3 separate regions of the Homo sapiens genome follow, and all the other regions are linked to region 2. Evidence: chromatin loops called from intact Hi-C (ENCODE). Cell type or tissue: PC-3. All regions are shown on one strand. Region 1 overlaps MBNL1 (muscleblind like splicing regulator 1). Region 2 overlaps MBNL1 (muscleblind like splicing regulator 1). Region 3 overlaps LINC02917 (long intergenic non-protein coding RNA 2917).

What was found. Hi-C counts contacts between places; a loop is a spot of excess contacts. Peaks named below come from ENCODE experiments on the same cell type or tissue, not always from the same donor. Only the 100,000 strongest peaks of a DNase experiment are listed, where the experiment ranks them.
Region 1: a loop joins it to region 2, with 2.9 times the contacts of the local background. A loop is called at or near these places in 17 of 110 quality-filtered maps.
Region 3: a loop joins it to region 2, with 2.4 times the contacts of the local background. A loop is called at or near these places in 56 of 110 quality-filtered maps.

Annotation. Positions count from the first base shown.
Region 1 is chr3:152,303,193-152,311,192 of GRCh38, reverse strand. All of the region lies in intron 2 of MBNL1 (muscleblind like splicing regulator 1), which reads right to left. Among named protein-coding and RNA genes, the nearest start is that of MBNL1-AS1, 38 kb to the right of the region's middle. In PC-3, no CTCF peak of the experiment used is centred here; DNase peaks (open chromatin) are centred at 1,092, 3,182 and 3,922; H3K4me3 peaks cover 1,229 bases; H3K27ac peaks cover 5,870 bases.
Region 2 is chr3:152,440,833-152,448,832 of GRCh38, reverse strand. It overlaps MBNL1 (muscleblind like splicing regulator 1), which reads right to left. Exons shown (of 10, transcript NM_021038.5): 5 at 3,294-3,551; 6 at 1,060-1,213. Among named protein-coding and RNA genes, the nearest start is that of MBNL1-AS1, 180 kb to the right of the region's middle. In PC-3, CTCF peaks have their summits at 4,395 and 4,599 (motif pointing right); a DNase peak (open chromatin) is centred at 4,622; H3K27ac peaks cover 484 bases.
Region 3 is chr3:152,172,257-152,180,256 of GRCh38, reverse strand. The region is part of intron 1 of LINC02917 (long intergenic non-protein coding RNA 2917); the gene reads left to right. It overlaps LOC101928166 (a long non-coding RNA gene), which reads left to right. Exons shown (of 3, transcript NR_136178.1): 2 at 5,384-5,458. Among named protein-coding and RNA genes, the nearest start is that of LINC02917, 29 kb to the left of the region's middle. In PC-3, no CTCF peak of the experiment used is centred here; a DNase peak (open chromatin) is centred at 4,556; H3K4me3 peaks cover 955 bases; H3K27ac peaks cover 1,806 bases.

The DNA.
Region 1 (8,000 bases), 140 kb after region 2:
TAGTAAAAATACAAAAATTAGCTGGGCATGGTGGTGCATGCCTGTAATCCCAGCTACTCAGGAGGCTGAGGCAGGAGAATCGCTTGAACCCAGGAGGCGGAGGTTGCAGTAAGCTGAGATGGCACCACCACACTCCAGCCTGAGCGACAGAGTGGGACTCTGTCTCAAAAAAAAAAAAAAAAAAAAAAAAAGTCTCATGGTTCTGTGCATTAGAAAAATAACAGTTATACTACTTTTGTGATTTAAAATATATTATATTTCAAGCAAAAAAAAAGTTATGAAATGAAACACTTCCTTATCTGATGCCTTTACCTCAATTCCAAGCTTTATCTTGAAATCCTGAAATTCTCATGGGTTCCCCCCAACCCCCCCAAACAGTCTATTATTCTGATTTGCTATACTGTTCATCCTGTCTGCGGCATGACTTAAAATTCTTCTGGACTTTAGGTTCAGACTCTGTATTGTTAGAATATTAGTTAAAATTTTAATATAAATTTCCCACACCAAATGAGAAAATCTAAACAAGCAATTATTCAGAAGTGACTTTCTAGATTAAGAAAAAATGTGAATGAGCATGTTTTAAACAGCACAGTTGCTTAAATTTAGGCAACTGAAATGATTTAACAAATACTTGCCCACGTATGTACAACAGTCTAATATGTAGTTTCTCTAATAATCAATATACTATATTTTTGTCTATACGAGGTCACTGTATAGTGCTTCATAATCTTGCTATTTAAACAAGTTAAACTTAGCATAAAGACTAAAAGCATAGGCTCTGAAGACAGACTTTCTACACTGAATCTCAGTTCAGCATCTCCTGACTGTGTAACCTCGTAAGGGTTAATTGTTCTTAGCTTCTTTAGTTTATATAATCAATAGATGAGGATCAAATCAGGGGAATAAAATTAGCTGTTTCTACATGTGCTACCTAAAAATCAATCTGACTCAGTTTTATCTCACTGAATTATAGAAACTGATGATGAGCTTAGTATAAATCTCTTACCATACAAAAATTAGTGGTGTACTCATTCTGACTAATACAAGCACGTATAGTCTTTTACAGCACACATAACCACAGCTAAAATTCATCTGCTCCTCCTACACTGACTATGCAGCGGTTTCCAAAATATTTCATAACAAACTTCTCAGATACACAGGAAGGCATTTAATGCTTACTTGTGTGTTACCTGAGCAAATTTGTGTTCTACTGGAACATTTTAAAATTAAAGACTAGAAGGGTTTTAAAGTATTTTATTATCCTATGATTATTTTAATCTTCGTTGTGCTTTTCAGAAGCTCGAAAGCTTATAATCACCACTAGTCTATCAACACCCAAAAAGGCAAAGACTAGTTATAAATGCTTCCTAGGATTGGGAGATGTTACTACTTATTTCCAGTCTATGAACGATTAGATGAGCAAAGATATCTGAAAGCAAATTATCGTCTGAATGCAGTAATATGGAAAAGAAGGAATTACAGATGTAATTTATCCATCACAAGCAGATCCTAAACACTGATTATGTCTGTATTTTTGCAGAAAATTGAAAATGATAGAAAAGCTTCCTAGCTTTTCTGACTTTAATTTTCCATGTTTTACTTTGTGTAATTTACTGTCAGCTATTAACAGCAGATGCTTCTTGCCTTATTTGAGAACAGCCTGGACTTAAGTATAAGTGATTCTGAGATCCAGAAGCCTACGCACTAGGTCTGATTTTTATGCAGAGAGATAAATTCTAACTTAAGATACTGTACTCATATGAGGTCTGGAGAAAACAGGGTCTTGGATCTCAACCTCATATTAACATAAACTAAAATATAAATATAGCTTAATAAATCTAGACAGCTTCAGAACAATTTTGCTGGGCCTAAAATTGTGATCTAGGGTTAAAATACAGGTCGTTACCAACTGACCCATGATGATTCAGGGACAGCTGCCACAGTCTGGTGGCCTGTGGCTATGTGAAGTCTTTTACTGGGGATTCCCTCTAGTTCTTTTATTCCCACTTGTGATGTCATAATTAATAGTGTGAGAGAGAGGGAAGGGGAAAAAGGAAAGATAAACCACCAGAGCCATTTCTTTCTCTCTTCCTCAAGTATCTCTTTCACTGACCCTGCAATTGCTGTCGAGAAACTTCCCCCTCCTAACCATTGCCGCCACCACCTAATATACTAGTCTCCCTGTTAGTAACCGGCTCCTTGAGGACTGTATTGTTAACATCTGCCTCCCTAAAGTTTGACATAGGAAGTACATAAGTTATATTACTTAAATTGTTGAATCCTTATCACCTCCTAATGGTTTTCTTCCTCACATCTGAGTTTTTACAACCGGTCTCTTGACCATATCCTATGATAAAATGCCAAAAAAAAAAACAAAACAAAACAAAAATTGAGTTTGATACTTTTATGATCTACCTGTTTCCCCATGGCTACTAGTATTTAGAAAACAACAGCAACAACCACACAGCTGAAAATTTCAGAGAGGGGGAAGAATGGGGAGAAGCTGTTCATTAAGCTCTGCAGTAGACAGGGCCCAGGATCAATGAGCACTACATTCAAAAAACAGGCAGGCTGAGTCCTTAGAAACATGGGGGTCACTTGGAAGACATATTGACGACACCTTCCCACCCTAAAGGTTACACAGGTGGGAAGCTTTGGACTCCAGCTCCTCACTGCATACCCTGTCTTTAGATCCTGCTGATTCTAAGCAAATGCCCTATTAAAGACTAGCTTCAGGAAACAGAAGCAGCCCAAAGTTAAAGCTGGGGAAAACTACACTGGCTCACAGCATGAGTTCCAGGACTTTGGGAAAGGCCACCTCCCCTGCACTAGGCAAGCTGAATTTCTGGAACCCTAAACTGAAATTTAAAATACATCTTTGCCACAGAAATAGTTTGACAAAAGCAGCTGGGGTCTGTGACTCTAGGAGTTCTCAAGATTTATGATAAGATAACACTTCTATGGAGCCTCTTGGGTTTAATTAATAACCAGGGTTTCCAAGGTACTGTTTGTACTGAACTATAACTCAAGCATCCTCTGGGCTACTTTGGCTTCTCAGGGTTGACCCGATGACTTAATCACCTTGCTTCTGTGGAAAAACATTTTCTAAACAATTAAACCTTTTGAATATGGCTTTTTATGCACTGGGGAGGCAGCTATATAGTTTATACAGTGACTAGTTATCTAAGATGATTCATTTAAAATTTTTCCTATATGGCCATATATTTTACAACAGATACAACATCTTTGAAAGTTGGTGGCAGCATTCTTTCTGCTATTTTGGGTTCACTCCTTGACTCATTTGTTGACTTAAAATACAGTGATTACTTCTGAGTACTTACTGTTTTAGGCCCTGTACTATAAATTTGTCTTGGATATTCATTTTTATTCTTAAGTACTGCTGTTAGTTATATTTTCTTTGTCGAATCCTTAGAATATGCATATGGAAATTAAGAAGCAATGTTTTCCAGCAAACATAACAAAACAATTAAGAGTACAGGCTGTGAAATCAGATTACGAGGCTCCAAGTCCACATTTTACTGGCTGACTGACCTTGCATGTATTACCTAACTTCTCTGTATTTCAGTGTGTCCATCTGTGAAATGGAAGTAACACCAGTAACTATCTCGATGAGATTTTATAGGGACAAAATACTATGAAAAAAATGAAAAGCACTGAAAACACTGATTGACATACATTAAGTTTCAATAAATATTAACTCACCTTGTTATTTTACTCCATACGGAAAAAATAAGAAAGTGTATTTGTGGAAGCAGCAGAAATACAAATCAAAGTGCAGATTCTTTTGTCATATAAAATCACTTGGGACCTGTTTTTAATGACATGGCATTTCTGCTATATTCCAGTTATAAAAATGTGACTGTTTATATAAATATGAATAGTAGGCTGGGCGCGGTGACTCACGCCTGTAATCCCAGCACTTTGGAAGGCCAAGGCGGGCTGATCACCTGAGGTCAAGAGTTCAAGCCAGCCTGGCCAACACGGTGAAACCCTGTCTCTACTAAAAATGCAAAAATTAGCTGGGCATGGTGATACACGCCTGTAGGACCAGCTACTCGGGAGGTTGAGGCAGGAGAATTGCTTGAACGTGGGAGGCGAAGGTTACAATGAGCCGAGATCACACCACTGCACTCAAGCCTGGACAACAGAGTAAGACTCTGTCTCAAATAAATAAATAAATAAGTACAGTTATAAGAAGATAAAAAATGAAGCTGTTTTAGTTTTCTCTATAAGGAAAAATAAATCCATTTGTGATATGCCAGGTTTTATTTACTAAATAAGCAAGACAGAAGTGATGACAAGTTTGTCAAGATGAGAAGACTTCAGTTTCTCTTCAAAAGTGGTATCTCTTCAACCACCTCCCTTACCCAGATGCTTTCCAGAGAGATTTACTTAATTCTGAAAGTTTTATGAGAGGAAAAATAAACACTCTTTTATTCCAGAAATGGCCCTCCTGAACATCCATTTCCATTCTCCCCTTCTGTCTTACCTACCAGACTCCTGATTTCAATCAAGGCAACAGTTTTTTAAAATAATAATAAATAAAAACAAAACAAAACAAACAAACATACAAAAAAATACTTCCTAGCAATCCCTGCTACCAAAATCAGTCAATAAGAGACTGAAAAATTACTGGCTGAAGCTCAGAGAACCTTTGCTTAAAAGGAGCCTGGCTGGGCTGAGTTATGGTGTCTTGCCTTTTCTGCGTCCTGCTAGACTAAGGATATGATGGCTGGCACTGCAGTGGCCACATTGCAATTTTGAAATAATCCTAAAGTTGGAAGCCATGTGCTCCTTAGGAACTAAGAGAGAAGGAACCTGAGTTCCAATGACTATAGAGTCGCCAAATAGACCTAGACGACTGAAATATAAACCCCTAATTTGTTTATACCAAATGCTGGGGAGGGTAGGGGAGGTGTCTCTGTTATGCAAAGCTGAATCTAATTCTTCACAGACAAAATGTCTAAATCACTTCTGTGTGACTATGGAAAGACATATTTAAGATCGGAACCAATAGTTCTAAAGATGGACAATTAGAAAGCTGGAAAGAACTCAGAGATAACAAAAGAAGAAATGTAATGGTCAGAGATGGCCAAGGCCCTCAGGAATCCAGAGGACAAACAGCCTGTCAACCAAATTAGAAGATATCAGGGGTTATACTGTTTAGTAATTATCAGTAATTTTCAAAACACAAGCTCATAGCATAGAAAGTTTTATCGCTAGCAAAAAAATCAAACTTTATCTCAAAGTGAAAATATTTCAAACATGTGCCAAAAATGTAGGGATGATGCTGTAGGTAGATGTGCATTTGATGATATTTGTATAAGAAACAGTATTAAATAAAAACTCTGTAGTTGCTGTTAGTATAAGTGAGCAATTAGCATAAGTCCTCACTAGAATCAAGCTTGTTTACAGTAAAATTCACAAAGAAATTACTATCCTAATAATCTATTATACTTCAAACAACTCAGAATTTCTATCAAGCCTTTCCAGTTGCTTTTACTTAAGTTGCTACATGCTAATAACTATCATCAGTGCTAAATCAAAGGCCATCTATCTATCTATCTAGTTACCCACTTCTACTGGCAGTCATGATTTTTGGCCTAGCTGTTAACATGGAAAATTGCTCACCTATCTAAAAGCACAGGATGTAGTACTGCTAAGTTTAAAAAAAAAAAAAAAATTCAAATTTCCTCAATAGGACCTCTTTGTAAGAAAATAAGAAGCTTTGTCTAAGTCTGTGGGAAGGCAGAGACATTGCTCAGCATGAAAGGTAACGGATTAGCAATGTTGATAGCTGAAATCCTCTACTTATCCTTGGCAAGGAAAATGACAAGATAAGCTTCCCAAACTAGGTCCCTAGGTGTCTGTGCTAGGTCTGAGAAACATTCCATTTCTCACCTTTCACCTGAACTGGGCATGTGTCATACAGTTCTTCAAAAGACAATTCACCCCACACTGCATTGTCTCTTTTAAGTGAGAAACAGCCTTATATATGCAATTGTTTCAAGGGTACTCCGTGGAATTTTGATTAGCTTCAGACATCTGAATTACAATGAAACTGAATTCAGCTGTAAGTGCCACATTGCTTGAGGTCTAAATTGTTTTTAGTTTGTCACACTCACACAGTGAAGCAAGATTTCATGAGAAAAAAAGTAGACGCAGTGTACCAAAATCTTATAATATGAAGCAAAATAAATAGTTCTAGAATTACTGCAGCAGGTAGCTTGATTCGAAACATGGTTTACAATTTATCTAATAGTCTAAAAAAACCTTTACTCATAAAAAAAAGTTTTCTAAAAAAGTTCTAATATAAACAGGCAAATGAATACAATTACTAGTTTCACCAAAGCAACTGCAGCTATTGAGAATTTCATTAAAGAAAGGTTTATGTCAGAGTTGATGACACTGCAGCATATTCACAGGATATTCTTTACAAAGTTGTGAAGTTTCTCCTTAGGGACCTTTTATATGAAACATACTGCTGCGCAGGTTATGCCTTATAGTTAGTTCATCTCCTAAGTTATTAGGAGAAAACAAGGAAGTGATATGTCAATCTGTCACTGAAAGACACATTGAATATATGTGCCAGCACAGTATATATAATAATCTGTCAAAGTTTTAATACATGGGAGATACCAGTGGTTAAAAATCAAACCACAAAAAAACTTCCTGGTAACAGTGATTCCAGTTAGGACCCTAATAGATCAAAATTTTAATTGAAAATTGCATATTTAGTCTAAAACTTGCAGATATTTTATCAGGATTATCAGTGAAACTGGTTTTTAAAATATGATGAAAAGTCTATGCTTGGGGCTTAGAACAGCAGCAACACAGGCAATTTCTGGATTGAGGATAAACCATGCTAGCAACAGAGGATCTTCTAAAATTTAACTATAACCACCTTTGGGACTACTTTATCATGTCTAGTTATGCCATCCAATCCATATGTGACCATCTGGATACTTGTTTGCCTTACTGATTTTGAGTGCTTTAGTTGTTCATTTACCTGTATGTACATATATTTGTGTGCCTTCTAATACCTAATTTCCATACTTCATATATTCTGCTAAGCCTGCAGAGGCTCTTTAAAACTGTTCTCAGCACCCTTGATTGTATGCCACTTTGCAGTGGAATCTGATCTCAAATGTGTCTATGATAAATCTGATCGGGGTGCTATTTATAGATAGATATCACTGTATATAGCAAAAAGAAATTTTAATTATCTTAAATAAAATGGCTCAATTTGATAAAGGAACAAGTGACTAAAGTTTTCAAAGGTAAAAGAATTTTGCTAGATTTTTGGAAAATAGATAGTAAATATAAAGGTTATATTCTCTTTCTCCCATCCCTAGTACCTGAAAAATGAATGGGTATTTGAAATAGAATTCAGTAAACAATAAGTCTATTTCTGTTGATCATATCGTAAAAGCTTTTTTTTTGAGGGTATAAATAACTTGGCAAATATTAAAATACATTCTGTAGGCTTTCTTTACATTGACTCCCCAAATTTTAGTTGAGAGCTCATGACTGAATAGGCAATTTGTCATTGATTTGAAACATCATTTTTGAAATATAATTTTCTAATGGTGGCTTGCAGTGTTAATATTTTTCTTTTCTTTTTTCCTATCTCTTTCACAAGCCATAGGGGAACATAATCCTCTTTGGCATAAAATAATGCACCTTTGCAAATGTTCTGGATTTCTGAAATAGCTAATACACCTAAATCTATAGCACGTAAGCAATTTAAGTCTCAGCTTGAATACGCTCTTAGACTATTATAAATTAAAACTGCAATTGTAAAAGGAAAATTAGAGAAACTAAGTATTTAGAGTATTGTTTATATACTAGCACACATTATTACAGCTTTTGCTCTTTTACTGTTCTCGTTCTAATTCTGACATTCTTAATACCTACATTCCTCGTTGTCATGTATTCCCATTTTACTTAGCAACAGATTTATTACGATACAGACTTCT
Region 2 (8,000 bases):
GACTGATTTTCAAATATGTACTGTATAAAACTTATGGTTAGTATTAAAAGCTCATATAATTTATTTTGTGAATCAAAAATAAATTCACATTCTCTTATAGCATTATGAACCTAATACACTGTAAATACTGCCAGTATAGTCTAATATAAAATTGGGAGCTGGATTTTTGACATATATATCTACTCATTAATTTAATTAATAAAATAATTTTATTAAGTAAGTCTCTAAAACCATGGTATTCTGAAAATAAGGGTGAAGCAATAAAGAGGAAAGTGAGATTTGAGTTTCTGGTTAGTAAAATTCCAGATAATAATGAGCTTATATGTATTTTCTGAAGTAAGTTCAGAGTGAATAAAAAGAGTAAATTTCCAGGTAATTAAATGAGTAGCTAGTCTGTGTTTTAAACTTTGCAATCTGTGTGAATAATTCTAGATTATGTATACATTACCAAATTGAAAATAAGCTGAAACCACAAATGTAGAACTCCATAATAAATTAAACATTGCTGAGCACTTAGGGTTATTTCAATATTAGCTTAGGAACAGTCATAATTTTAAACAGTGTACTGATTGATGCCAATAAGAGCCCTTTTTAAGAGCTCTAGAACGCATAGTTGTTTTCATTCTTGACCTTGAAAACAAAAAGGCTGAAAAATAAAAATCAAAACTGAAAGTGCTGTTTTATATAATTTAAATTAACTCTATGGAATAATGAAGGCAAAGGGGTCTTACAGCAAGAAAGTATCATAAAATAGCTTGACAGACATATATAAGTGTTGAGGAAAGAGAAAAAAAGAGAACTATATTTCATTTCCAAATTACACAAACACAAATAAATATATAAAATACCACTGATCTTTAATCCACATTTCATTAAGCTACAATCCTTAGTTTTTAAGGAAAACCACATGAGATACCTCAGATAAGTTTCCATCATTGACCACCTTACCTGACACCTCATCTATAATTACAAACAAACTTGGGGTGTGGTTTATCTGCTCTAACAGTAGGACTCTCTGTAGATCATCAGATTCATTTATTAAGAAACCCCACCCCTTACCTGGTGGGAGAAATGCTGTATGCTGTTGTAACTGCATGTTGGCTAGAGCCTGTTGGTATTGGAAAATACCAGTGTTAAAGACTGCGGTGGCACCGTTGGTTTTTTCAAGAGCAGGCCTCTTTGGTAATGGGGGAAGTACAGCTTGAGGAATTCCCTGTTTAGTGAATGAGTATAAAAAACAAATACCAGTAAAAAGAGAAAAAGAAAAAAGAAAAATCAGTCGAAGGCTAAAATTGTTAGGAAGCATGAGCAAGCAAGCAGCAGAGCACTTAACTACCCGAGGGAAAAAATCCAATGAACAAAAAATTAAGGAGGAAAAAAAAAAAAAAAGCAAGATAAAAGCTTTAAAGGAAGCATTATTTTTGTCCAAAACAAAATCTCACTAGTACAAGAGCACATGTTATAATGTGTTAAAGTGCTTTATGTCCCATAATGCTTCAGGCTTTCTGTGAGAAGCCATTGATTTGGGAAAAGAAGAAAAGCCGCACTGCGAGCTCCATGAGGATTGACAAGTATAAGCAATGTTAATAGTTAATTGTACAGAGTGACTGAAACAGATAAAATAAAAACTAACCCACTCTGCTCCTCCCCCCAGATCTACCTAGACATGCAAATGTCCCAGAGCATGCAAGTTTTTTTCCTTAAATACTGAACTATAAATATTAAAATGTAAATAATTCTACCACTAAAGCCATGCTAACCAAACAGGTACATAAATATACAGTCAAAAATACACTCTTTATGTCCTCCGACTATTTCTTCAGAACATTCTACAATGTAGTTAAACTGAATGTGGGCTGCTGGGCTTTCAGAATCTTTTATTGTATGATATCCATCTATGTACTTAGATTATAGTCTTTCTACTAATTTTGTCAGGAAACCACACTCAGTTTTTTCATTGTACTTTACAACTCTATAACAGAAAAAAGGATATATATTTTAAAGTTGATTTAAAAAAAAAACTTGTATCTACAATAAAGCTACATGCCAAGCTAAAAGGTGAAAGGTCATAGTACCAGGTCAAAGGTTGCCTCGAGGGGTCGCTTCAGTGATTTGACAGCCGACTGAGTCTTAATTAGCAGGCAGCGAGCACATGATGGCAATGGGCCAGTGGGGTTCAAGCGCATTAACATAAACAGCAAGCAGAGGTGCATCATGGGGGCAGCAGTGCATTTTTGGGTAGGTGAGAAAAAACAAATAAAAAAACAAATCATCGGAATGCCATATACAACGAATAACAAGACTAAGCATGCACAATAAAGGCACTACTGAGTTGTTATTGGGAGGATAACTCCTCTTTGTAGTTAATTACAAACAAGATACTCTAACAGAAAAAAAAAAGAGTGAAAGGAAGAGAGGAGGAGAGAGTCTGCCTTCTGTATTTTTGCTCAAGTATCCATAAACACAGAAAAGATCTCTCTCGTGATTATTTCACTGTGTTATGAAATACTACACAGTGACTTTTAAAATGAGTATTTCATTGATTTAAGTCATATATTTATGTAAAAAAATGACAACATTAAAACAGGTAAGCAAAGAACAAAGAATGGGCTCATTAAAATCAGCTACTAGATCACATTAAAATTTACCTTGAGAATATAGTTTAGTAGCTATTCTTAATGATCCAATTTCTAACTCCTTGAGTACTGCTGTCTCTCTCCTGTCTATATAATGGCATAGTCAAGCTTCTCTAGTGTTACTATTATGTTTATGCCACAATATTATTTCAGACAATCTAGATAGTATACTACTCAAAATCCTGTAGCTAATTCTAAGAACAATTTTGTTGAACAATTCTCCTAAATAGTTCCAGATCATGTTATTGTTAAAAGCAAGATATATGTAAAGAAGAGCCTTGATGTGCAAAAGAACACACCAAAGGAAAACAATGGCTGATTAGATGGCACACAGAAATAAGAAGACTGAAAATGGCAATATCGTTAAGTTGAAAAGGAGACAGGTGGTTCTTTACAAAGCAGAGATTTCAGAAACCCTACATCCACAATAAGACAGATTAAGAGTTAGGCCAAGAGTAGGAGCAATCTGAACCATTTGAGGAGTTACCCTCACTTCTGTGAAAGTAACTTCTTTATATATTGTCTGGGATACCTGAACAAACATATCTTCAGCAATTTTTTTAAAAAGGTTACTAAATGAATAGCTTGTAGTCAGATATAGTTGCTCACTTTGCTTTTCTGACTGCTAACAAGGAGAGAGCTGATATCTCTACTCACCATGGCAGCTGCGGTGGCTGCAGCCTGTGCAGCTGCAGCCTGGTTGACCTGGTATTGGGCAGCCTTGATCTTGGCTTGCAAATGTGCAGGGGGATGAAAGTATTTGCACTTTTCCCGAGAGCATCTCCCTTTGATGTAATCCATACACACAGTGACTGTGTTGTCATTGGTGTCAATCATTGTGCTGTCAGCAGGATGAGCAAACCGACAATCATTTTCTCCTCGGTTGCAATTGCCACGTTGGTACTCTCGACATACCTATGAGGTCATTAAGTACATGAGGTTTAGTCAACATGAAGAAGAAGAAGCTTTCTGAAGATTTTAACTTAAAGTGCAAGACTGGTGACAGAAGGCTATAGATGAAAAGGGAAAATGATTTTCAAACAAGGCAACAAGTAACTTCAGCATTTCCTAGTTTAGTTACAAATTATAACTCCATTTCAGTATAAATGTCCATAAGAAAATGCATGTATAATGTTAATTATGGTAAAAATACAATCTGAAATGGTGTTGATAAACTTATTAATTGCAAAGGGAAAAATAATAACTTCACAGTAAAGAAACATGGAAAACATCACTTTAACCAAGTGATCAAAATTAATATCACCAATAATGAGACATAATGATGTTGTGTATCTATTGATATGATACAATGAGAAGGGCACACAATCACAGTAGAGGTAGTACTGCCTGAATTTAATCAAGATGAAACATCAGATGAAGTGAATGGAAAGATATTTTACTAATAACCGACTAGTACTCTCCCAAAGTGTCAAGGTCATGCAAGACAGACTGAGATATTATCACAAGCTGGAGGATCCTGGAGTCACAGAAAGAATATTGGGAGGACAATTGGTAAAATTTGATTAAAGTCTGTAGATTGGTTAAACAGCAGCATATCTATGTTAATTTTTCTGGTCTTAAGAGGGATTCTACAGTTATGTAAGATATTAATATTTAGATCAGTAAAGCGTAGACAGAAACTCTTGGGTCCATTTTTGCAACTTTCGTGTAAATATAAAATTATTTCCAAGTGAAAAATATACAAAATCAAATTTGATAGCTTTTTATGAAAATGTTTCCAGGAGTTATTTTTTTGATCTTTAGAGATTCACTTGGTAGCTATATAAAGCAGTAAAAAAAGATTGGTTTTGTTATGTCTGTTTGTTTTATATTTGCTAATTCTGTTAATTTTGCCACGGAGATCTTAGGGAAAAGGCGAGAACATTATTTCTCATTCATCTGCGCAATTTTGACTCTTACTATTTAAAAGCAGTCTTCATTCAGGATACTTTGACCCTTTTACCACAAGAGGGCCATCTAAAACACAGAATGTCCTTTTAATATTTTCGTGCTCTTACTTCAAGCTTCAAGGAAACAGTTTTTAATTGTTCAAGTATCTTTTCACAAATAGCAAACGCAGATACTAAGCACTTTATTTTGAAGTTAAGCAAGAAAGAAAAACTGTAACCCTACTACGACTTAGGAAGCAAAGGTTTTCTTGGATTTGTATAAATACAATGATTGCATTTAAATCTGGGTGTTTTCCCACATTATATTCATATCCTATTATTGAGGAAAGTGTTTCTTAAAGAAGGAGATACTATAATCTGTATCATGCTACATCTTAAAAAAGAGCATTATAAATGATATCTTGCACTACTTGGAAACCTCAACCTAGCTAAAGTTTTGTGTTCCAAATACATACAATGAGCCAGTGTCATTCACCACTACACTCAGTTATTAAGATCACAAAAATGACTTAAAAAGTTATTCAAGATTCTGGTTTTTTATTAGCATATTTATCTTATTGAACATAAGAAAAAAAGTATTACCAAGATTTATAACTTAAAAGCAAAAAATGATCAAGCTGTTACCGAGAATAATTATCCTCCTCTCTGGCTGAACATTAGCATCAGCTATGGAGCTTGCTAAAACAGTACCCAGTACCTAATCAAAATTTATTGTATGTGAGGCTCATCACTATACTCAGGAAGAGTGATGTGCCTACATTAAATAATGATAAAAAGTTGTGTGTGTGTGTGTGTGTGTGTATGCTAAATATATACTACTGCATAAACGAAAGGGCTACTTTTCTGTTTAAGCAAGTCTATGTCAATGTAGGCATCACCAAACAGGAAACTTGCAGAAGGTCTATAAGTGATCTCTCTCAGCTGCTATTTGCTCCCTCAGTAATTCCTGCTTTCTTGAATATGCTCAAAATGAATTGGCAGCAGGGAACTAATACTCTACTTTTCCAATTTAGGTTACTCTTTGCCGCATTAACAAGAAAGAAGACTTGAATTTATTTAGGTTCTGTGTGTATGTATTTGCATGTGTGTGTGTGTGGGGGGGGGGGTTTCTACAGGTTAAGGATTGGTTTATTATAATTTCATGTTCTTTACTCTCCTGTGGAACATTTAGAAAGAATTCTAAAAATATTTAAGCAGACTTAATAACTAAGAATTAGCTCAGAATGTGTCATAAAACCAACCTTTTCTGAGGTTAAAAAAAACTTAGTCAACTGCTTTTGCATAATATGCATGTTTGACTCTTTCATATTTTTATTTTTTTTTACAGCTTACGGTTTCTCCTAAGAAATAGGACAGAAACATACTGTAATAGCTACTCTCACATTATTCTTGCTTGTGAAAAAATAAGGAAGAGAAAATCTCTTGTGAAAACTTGTACTGGTGAGAGTTACAGGCCAGTGGGACTGGAAATTTACCAAGCATTAGATATGCATCTGAATAGTGGGGTACCTATGGGAACATGAACTTCCCAAACCTTCTAAAACACATTTTCCCTAATAGACATCATCAATAAAATGGGATCTATCCCTTGGTTGCTCAATATGAGTTTGATCTGGTTTCTCTGATAAACTCAAGGACACTTTAGACTATGCTGATACCCAAAATAAATCTCTTAGACATACTATTACATTAGTAAATTATAACTGACAACATTTCACAAATTTAATCTCATAATTAAAAACAGGATAAGAAATTATAACATTTATCATACAGAGAATTTGAAACAGAATATAAAATTAAATCTGAAAATTCTAACAACACTGTGGTTCATTTTTCTCTTCTCATCCAGTCTTCTGTATGTATGCACACATTTTTAAAAATAATTGTAATTATAGTATAGCTATTATTTGGTGATCTTTTATGCTCAACAATGCAGCATAAGCATTTCTCATTTTGCTAAATAATTTCCAGAGTGAATACTTTTGATGGCTGCATCAAATTTCATCAAATAGTGTACATAATACAGGTAACTCTTTTGGAGGATATCTAGATAATTTCCAGTATTTCCATATTACAAGTAATATTCCAAGAATATATCCATGACTATAGGCATTTTTCATTATTTTTGGCAGATAAATGTACAGATTTATTGGTATATGTGTATGTACTGGGTCAACACATAAAAATATTTTCTGACTGGGCGCGGTGGCTCAAGCTGGTAATCCCAGTACTTTGGGAGGCTGAGGTGGGTGGATCACTTGAGGACAGGAGTTCGAGACCAGCCTGGCCAACATGGTGAAACCTCATCTCCACTAAAAATACAAAAATTAGCTGGGCATGGTGGCAGGCGCCTGTAATCCTAGCTACTCAGGAGGCTGAGGCACGAGAATTGCTTGAACCTGGGAAGTGGAGGTCGCAGTGAGCCAAGATCGTGCCACTGCACTCCAGCCTGGGCAACAGAGCAAGACTCTGTCACAAAAGAAAAAAAATATTGTTTGATAAATGGTTTTCAAACCTGCATTAAAACAATAAGATCTATTTAGCTACACATATAATGTGATTCAACATGAGCCTTTTACTTTACAAATACTAAGGCAAGATTTGACAATGAAGATATTCACTGAAAACATTTAAGTTCTATTTCCAGAAAAACATCTATGGAATAATTATAAACTTTAAATAATCAAAAGAAAACATAATCAGGAAAATTTCCCAAGAAAATGTAAATTAATTCTAAATAAACCTTCTTTTGTTAACTAAATAGCAATAATATAGCGGACAGACAATAGGGTTTGGAGTCAAAAATTGTGAGTTCCAGTTCCTATCACTTTACTAGCTAAGGAATCTTCACAATGAAAACACTATTAACATCTATTTAAAAGGTCATGAATACTGAATAAAATAATGCATAGCTTACAACACACCATACAAATCTGGATAATATGAATAATCCTGTCATTTGATCTCTAATTTTTTAATACATGAAAAACTATATTTCAAAATGGTCAAAATAACGTAAGTTTTATAAGTAGTATTAAACTCAGCAATGCTCTCAAGTTAAAGCACTGGGATTCTAAGGAGATTAATGTCAATATTTGAATTTATTCAAAAGTGGAGGGTCATTTGCATATTCTTTAAGGAGATATCCCTTTGAGGTAATATGTTTTGTGTTCACCATATTTGTATAATTAACTCAGTCATCTTGGAGAATAACAATCAAAAGCAGGAACAGAAAGCTAATTATAACAAGAAACAGGGACTTTGTCCATTTTAACATTTTGAGAAGTCAATTTAATAGTTAATGGCCAATATTAAGAAACGTATTCAAAGACATATAGCTACATGTTCACCAATAAGCAGCATGGACTTCACTTTCTATTAAGCTGGAACTAACAAGCTAAATTTTTCTAAGTATTACTTTAAAAAGTAATCCTAGATAATCACTTTGATCAAT
Region 3 (8,000 bases), 270 kb after region 2:
AAGTTGGTGTGTTTGTGGGAAATGGGACAATGTGTTGTCTTGGGACAAGATTCTCCTATGCATTGAATGGTTGAAAACCTCAGAATTGAAAAAGGATACAATGCTGCCTTTCACTTGCGCCAGTGAGCTAGATCCTGGGTGAAGTGGTAGTTGAAGTGTTTTTGAAAGCTCAGGGGTAATGATAATTATCCCTTTTCCATACCAGGTATGTCCCTATGCTTGGAGAAATTGTAATTCCAGTTTTAAAGGTCTGCCATGTGCTAATCTGAGGATTAAAGACATTTCTTTCCAATGTGTAGAAACGAGCAGGCAAAATTGATGAAAATGTACACTGTAAATTCCCAGTGAAAAAGCACCTGATTGCATTAAGCTATTTTAATATTTAAATGTTGCCAACTATATGTATTTGCTGCCTGCATAGATAGAAATTCTTCCTTGTCCAAAAACTCCCTTGTCCAAGAGATTTTATGTACAATGACAGTGCTAATCATCACCACTACACCTATAAGTGTGTCAGAGGACACGTAACCAGTGCAAGGTGTCTTGATTGAGTTTCCCTACAAGCAAACTCTGAATGCAAATAGTTTACTTAGGAGGTGATCTCAAGAAGTCACTAAGGAAGTGGAAAGTGATGAGTTAGAGTAAGGGAAGAAAGCCAATTAAATGTATAATTGAGCAGGCTATCTCTGTGGAAATAGTGGCTCAGTTCTGTTAGGGACCTCTGGTAGGCTGTGTGTCATCTCAAATAAGGTGTGAGGGAACTAGGGTATTTATCTACCAATTTTTTTATGGTCATTTTTTGAAGTCTACTTCAAGGATGCATAAACTTCTCAGAAATTCTGGCCTAATCAATGCATAAGCAGAAAGGTCTTTCATGGCCAGAAGCCTTCAAGCAGAGTCTCAGGTGTTTGAATTTAAAATCCCGTGACTCTGCACAAAGGTGACTGCAAAGTGATGCAGATAGGACATTGACGATGACTGGGGTAGAGAAGCAGGAAAATCAACTACATATGAAATATAATTTCAGGAGTGTCAACAGGATCAGTCCACACCCCATGATGGGCCCTGTAAAAACTCTTTACCATCCATTAATATTCTATTGTGATATTTTATTTTCAAGTTGATTGATAAATGGATGTATTAATTCCATATAATTGAAGATTTTAGGTATTTAGCTTCAGATATGACTGGATCCAGAGTTTCTGATATGCCATCATGATTCTTTCACTTTCTTTTCAGGCTGTTTTCCTATATTTGCGCTTCATACCTAGGTAGGTCATCTCCATTGGTAGAAAAATTGGCTACCAGTTTTAGCAAGTCCAGAAGAAATAAGGCATCTGTTTTATAGTAGTTCCAGAATAAGTCTAAGGAAACTCTCATTGTACTAAACTGGGTCCCTTGTACATCCCTTAACTGGTTATTGTGGCTATGAAATTTGGCTGCAATGAGTTCAGATACCTACCTCTAGAACTATGGGAGCTGAGTAAATTTTGCCTGGATCACATAGCCTGAGGTATAAGTGGAGTACTTCATTAGAAGAAAATATGGTTGCTATTGTTAGAAGACAGAATGGATAGCGGATTAAACACACACACACACACACACACACATCCCAGAAATATACCCACATACATTGCCATTTTATCCTTTAGCTTTGATTCCTGAGAAAATCCATGTTTTCCTAGAGATTTGTTAACTTTGTTAGTAGCTATGTGACTACTTTCCTTCTGGCTTAGCAACTAGATAATTGTGTGATAGTGAGCAATTCATTAAATAGAATGTCAAAATGGTATGCTCCCTCCCTTGGCAAATTTCAGTGGGGCCTCAAAGATTAAAGCACCAGGTATGAAATACCCCTATGTTCTAGTGGGATGTTCTAGGCCATCTGAGTGGGGCCTTAAAATTGGATCTTCCATCTTTAGCTAAACAATACCATATGAGCTCATTAAAAGGATCCAGTGAGCTTGTCCAAAGACATTATGGTTTTGATTATTCTCCTTCTCATTATAGAGGAGAGCAGGTGGTGCTTTCCAGATAAATCGAATGAGGCAGACTTCCATGAAACCCTTGAAGGACTTAGTCTGTGCTCCTTCAGTTGGAAAAAAATGAGGAAGAGTCCCTGACTTACACCTAGAAACTGAGGCTGGAGCTGCCTATGATGACAGAGTGATGAGACAGATTTGGAGGAAAAGAAACACTCTTGGTCATTCTCTCAGTGTGGTGCAGTGGTTCAAAGTGTAGTTTCTGTGTCTCTACTGGTTAAGTCCATATTTCACATCCACCACTTATTAACTAAGTGTTCATGGTTGCGTAACTAATTTTTCTGTGGCTTTGTAGAAATAATTCAAATGAGGGTTGTGAGAATGAAATGAGTTGAAGTATGGTGAGTGCTTGACACTGGGTTTGGCACATAGTGAGTGCTAGCTTTGATTGTTATTTCTTCCTGACAAGTTAAAGTAGACATTTGCATGGCTCCCAGAAGGTAGCTGGATTTGAGTTATCTGGAAGGGGAGCCTGACTATGAAGGTCACTAGAGGAACATGGCAACACAACTAGGAAAGTCTCTGTAGGAAACTCAGAAGCAGGGACTGAGGAAGGTGTCATACACAGTCAACTAGAGGAGACACTCTGTAGCATTGTGGTCTTCAGCAGAAGAGGACCCTGGATAATGATGGGTTTGTTTGAAAAGCTCCCAAGGACACCCTAAAAGTACAAACTTTTTGAGATCTGCTCAAGTGCACGAATAGAGAAAGGAGAACTACATGATACCAATTCCCCTTCTTTCTTTCCCCATCTTTCTTCCACATCACATAAGAAAGAAGCAGCTTTGTGACCATTGAGGAATACAAAAGCTAGAATGAATAATAACATAAAACTGGAAAAAGGTGACCACTTTCCAAAACTGGCTTAGTTAGGCCTCAGCTATGAATTAGAGGAGAGACAGAAGCTTTGATATTGTTATTGTTGGAATTGTGTCCCCTTCCCCCAGATTTTGATGTTGAAGCCCTAACCACCAATGTGACTATATTTGGAGATAGGGCTTTTAGGAGGCAGTAAAGGCTGAATGAGGTCATGGAGGAGAGAGAGTGCTAATCTGATAAGTGGCCTTATAAGAAGGGGAAGAGAGAGAAAGATCTCTCCTCTTTCCCCACCATCAAGAAGGTGGCCGTCTGTAAGTCAGGAAGAGATACCCCATCAAGAACCAAATCAGCTGTCACTCTGATCTTGGAATTCCCAGCCTCCAGAATTGTGATAAATAAATTTTAAGCCATTTAGTTTGTGGTATTTTGTTATGGTGCCCAGAGCTAACTGATACGGATATTAAACTTTTCAATGCTTGGAAAATTAGATTATTCATTCACACTATTCATTAATACCTGAGAGTAGTTGGAAAAGCCCAAGATTTTATCCCAGGGCAGGAAAGAAGTATTTGATAAAACAGACTTAAAAGGGCAATGATGAAAAGGAATGAACACACTGTCTGCATGTCCAGCTTTTCAATAATTCAGTTGTACACTTAACTTCTGTAGAGCGTGCTTCATTTCTATAGAATTATAAAGGAGTTGGATTTGATGGGACCCAGGTCTCCATTACAGCTCAAATATTTTGTTTTACATTTAATGATTCATTTTCATTTATGTGAAAGAATTTCAGGTATTTTTGTGAAAAGTTTCTGAAAATCAAATATGCTAGGAAACTTCAAAAAATGAGGAGAACAGGAATACAGCAAAAAGGATCTTTTGGAGAACTAGAAGTTGCAGGCTTTCTAACCACAAACCACACTCTTCCTATGCCCAGCATTATTTCCAGTGTTAGCCATTTCATTTGAAAGGGCTTCCCTAGACTAAATAACATTTACTGAAATTCCGATGATTCCTATTGTGACAAGGAGCCTCTAGTGTTCTCAAAAATTCTTGGTAGCCTAAAACCTAATTTTAATAAGTATAAATAAAATTTTAGAGATCACACACACATGCACACACACACAATGTCTCGACCATTATGAAAACAGAACTCCAGAACTTCTCATTAATAAAAACAAACCTCATTATTTCAAGTAGAGAGTAGCTAACTATCATGTTTTTAAAAATTGCTGTTTCTCTGAAATATGTCCAGAGGATTTCATATCCACCCTCAGGCAAATCATCCTAGTAGCTTTTCTGTAAAGATAATTATCCTTTTTCCATACCAGGTATGTCCGTGTGCTTGGAGAAATTGTAATTCCAGTTTTAAAGGACTGCCATGTGCTAATCTGAGGATTAAAGTCATTCCTTTCCAATGTGTAAAAATGAGGAGGATAAATTGATGAAAATGCACACTGCAAATTCCCAGTGAAAAAGCACCTGCCTTCATGAAGCTATTTTAATATTTAAATGTTGCCAACTATGTATTTGCTGCCTGCATACATAGAAATTCTCCCTTGTAAGCCTGCCCAAACCAAGAGCCAGGGTTGTTAAAAATTCTTTATACATTTTTTCATATAAATCTATTTCTTCTTATACAAACATTCTTCTGATGTTGGAATGATTCATAAAGCCTCAAATCCCATGGATGTAACAGGACACCTCTCGATTATGCATCCCAGGCATGAGTAATTTCACAAGCTGAAGGAAGGAGATAAATGCATTAAAATGTTCTTGCAAAACAAATTTCAAGGAGAGAAAGAGATGAAAATGGGAGTGAATGTACAAATGGAAGATTTACCTCATTGTGCGGAAAAGAATGTTAGATCTGCCTTTGCAAAACTCTTTAATTCATAGTTCTACACAAATAACCCTGGTAACTGCACTGCCCAAAGCCTTCCTAATATGAATGTACCTACAAATGTTCAGTTTTGTCTCTGCTAACTACAAAGTATGAGAACTGTATGTTAATTACATTTTACAGTGAATCATGGGTCAGAGACCCTGTGAGAAATTATGATAGCCTTTCATTCAGCATCAGTTCTATTCAGATGCAGAGTGGTTAGCCACTTCTGAACTTTGCAACTGTATCATCAGCAGCTAGATATTGAGCCTCTACTGTTTGGAAAGTCATACTGTAGCTCGATAAACACTGGGTATGGCACTTGTGAGAGCCAGGGCTTAATAGCAGAAGGCAAATAACCATATAAAGCAATATCATTTGTCCTGGGTGAGAAGTCCTAAAGATGTGCAGAGGTGGACAATCAGACGTTGAAATGACTAAAGAAGTCTTCATGGATGAGTGGACAAACTGAACTTTAAACACAAAGTAGTATTTGAATAAGTGGAGGTGGAGAGTGTTCTGGACTGTTACATTACAGAAATGGAATCATATATACCTAGAGGCTGGAAAGTTTAAGGCATCTTTGGAGAAAATTTAGATTATTGGATTTAACCATATGAAATTGCTGTTCTTATAGGTAAGAAATGGTCAAATATCACCAAGTGCACAAGACTCAAGACTGGCATAGTAGAAGACAAAGGTGGATATATGGGTAGGTAACAGATAAAAAAATTGAGAATGCCATGGCAAGGTACTTGGAGTGAGGCATTTCATTTAAACATCATCAACAACATAGCAACTAAAACCTAAAGAATCATAAATCTTAGAGAATCTTCTAAGTGTCTTAGGAAAAACTTAGTTTAACTTCTGATTCCTGAATTACCTTCATCATCTGTTTTTATGGCCCCACTGATAATGAGTATACAGCTAACTAAGCTGATTATCTTTTGAGTCAACTCTACTTGTTTATTTATTTAATGTTGATCCAAAGATTAGCGCTACAGGCAAGTTTAAAACTTTGAGTCCTCCCTTCAAATTTGAAAACAACAGCTTAAATTGTCCCTTTCTTATTGCTTTTATTCTTGTAACCTAATGTCAAGTCCCTCATTATTCTAGGTGGTCTGCTTTAGACAAATTCCAATTTGTGAAAGTTTCTCTGTAAGTTGAACACTAAATACAACACAACATATTAACTGGATATTGTATGATTATTTTTCCTCCCTTCTGGACACATATTTCAATTAATACATAATAACGTAATTAACTTTTCTTAGCAATTACTATACAAAGGGAAATCATATTGAGTTTACTGTCAACTAAACTTAAATGTTTCCCACCAGGCTACTAAGGCATCAGACCCGTATTTTATAGTTGTGTAAATGGTTTTGTATACCACAATTAGAACTTTTCATTACATACCTGTTAAATAACATCTGGGTATAATTAGTCTCTTGTTTTAATCTGTTGATATTGCTATTCTTTCAGTTAACATATTATCTATTACTCCCAAATTGTTTATATACAGGTTTGATCAGCATGCAGCAAATGACCTTATAATAGGCATTAATAAAATTGTTGAATAAGGCCAGAATCTGAAGTACATTCCTAGATGACTATTCAGATTCATATTAACTATTTAGAAAAAATTAGTTGTGAAATTTGTCTGACCTTACTGCAATTTGGTCAACATTTCTCAATCTTGATCATAAGTAGAGCATAATGTATTTGTCAGGTATCTTGATAAAATACTGAATGCCTGTGCTTACAGGATTCTCTGTCTCATAAGCTTTATCTCAACATTATTACCACCACTTTTACTTAATGAGTTGTTTCTACAATACCTTTGTAAAGCAAAAGTGAAGTAGAATATAGCGGCCATCTCTTATTATGCAGCAGGACCCTTTCAAATCAATTACCTGCTGAATTACCTCTATATCTCAATGCAAATAATAAACAGTTGACCTTTGAACAGTGTGGGCATTCGGGGCACTGATCCCCCTTGCAGTTGAAAATTCACATATAACTTTTCAATCCCCCAAAATTTATCTACTAATAGCCTACTGTTGACCAGAAGCCTTACGATAACATGAACAGTCAGTTAACACACATTTTGTATGTTATATGTATCATATACTGTATTCTTACAATTAAGTAAACAAAAGAAAATATTATTAAGAAAATAATTATAAGAAAGAGAAAATATATTGATTATTCATTAAGTAGAAATGGATCATCATAAATATTTTTATCCTCATGTTCAGTATGCTGAAGAAGATCAGGAGGGGTTGGTCTTGCTGTCTCAGTGGTGGCAGAGGCAGAAGAGGTGGAGAAGGTGGAAGGGAGGCAGGAGTAGAAGGCACACTTGGTGTAACTTTATGGAAATACGTTTTAATTTCTGTCTGACTTTTTGCTTTTTCATTTCTCTAAAAATATTTCTATATATGTTACTAATCTTTTCCCCACCATTTGCTTTCGTTGCAGTGCCTATATGATAGAAGGGTCCATGTCACAACAGAAGTCAAGAGCAGTCTTGAATAACTGAAACCCTTCTGGCCAGATTGTCTAATATCAATTTTTTTTTCTGGCACTGCTTCTTCTATGTCTTCTTTCTCATTGTCCAGCACATTTGGAAGCAGTCATCTTTATCAAGTCATTTTCTGTTACCTCCTCCGGTACAGTGTCTAATAGCTCTTGAATTTCTCCAAGATCCAAATCTTGAAACCCTTCACCTCCTGTCCTCCTTTTTTAAAAGACTGTATCTACAATATCTTTCATTATTTTCTTGATTGGCTGTCATAAGTTCTGTGAAGTCATGCATAACATCTGGACACAATTTTCTCCAGTAGGAATTTCTCATTTTTGCCTTGACAGCTTGCACAGCCTTTTCTATAACAACAATGGCATTTTCAATGATGTAATCCTTCCAGACATTGGTTATGTTCTCTCCTTTGGGGTTCTCTTCCATAGCATTGACAATCCTTTTCATATACCATGTGCAATGAGCCTTAAGTGTCTTTATGACCCCCTTATCAGAAGCTGACTTAAAGATGTGTTTGGGGGCAAGTAGACCATTTTGATGCCTTTAGTGTTAAATTCATGAGGTTCTGTGACCAGGGGCATTGTCCAATATCAAAATAATTTTAATAAGGCAGCTCCTTACTGGTAATGTGCGTCTGATTTAATGTCCCTTCTGATTTCAGGGACAAAGCATTGATGGAACTGATCCCAAACAGGGGTTCTCATTAGCTAGGTCG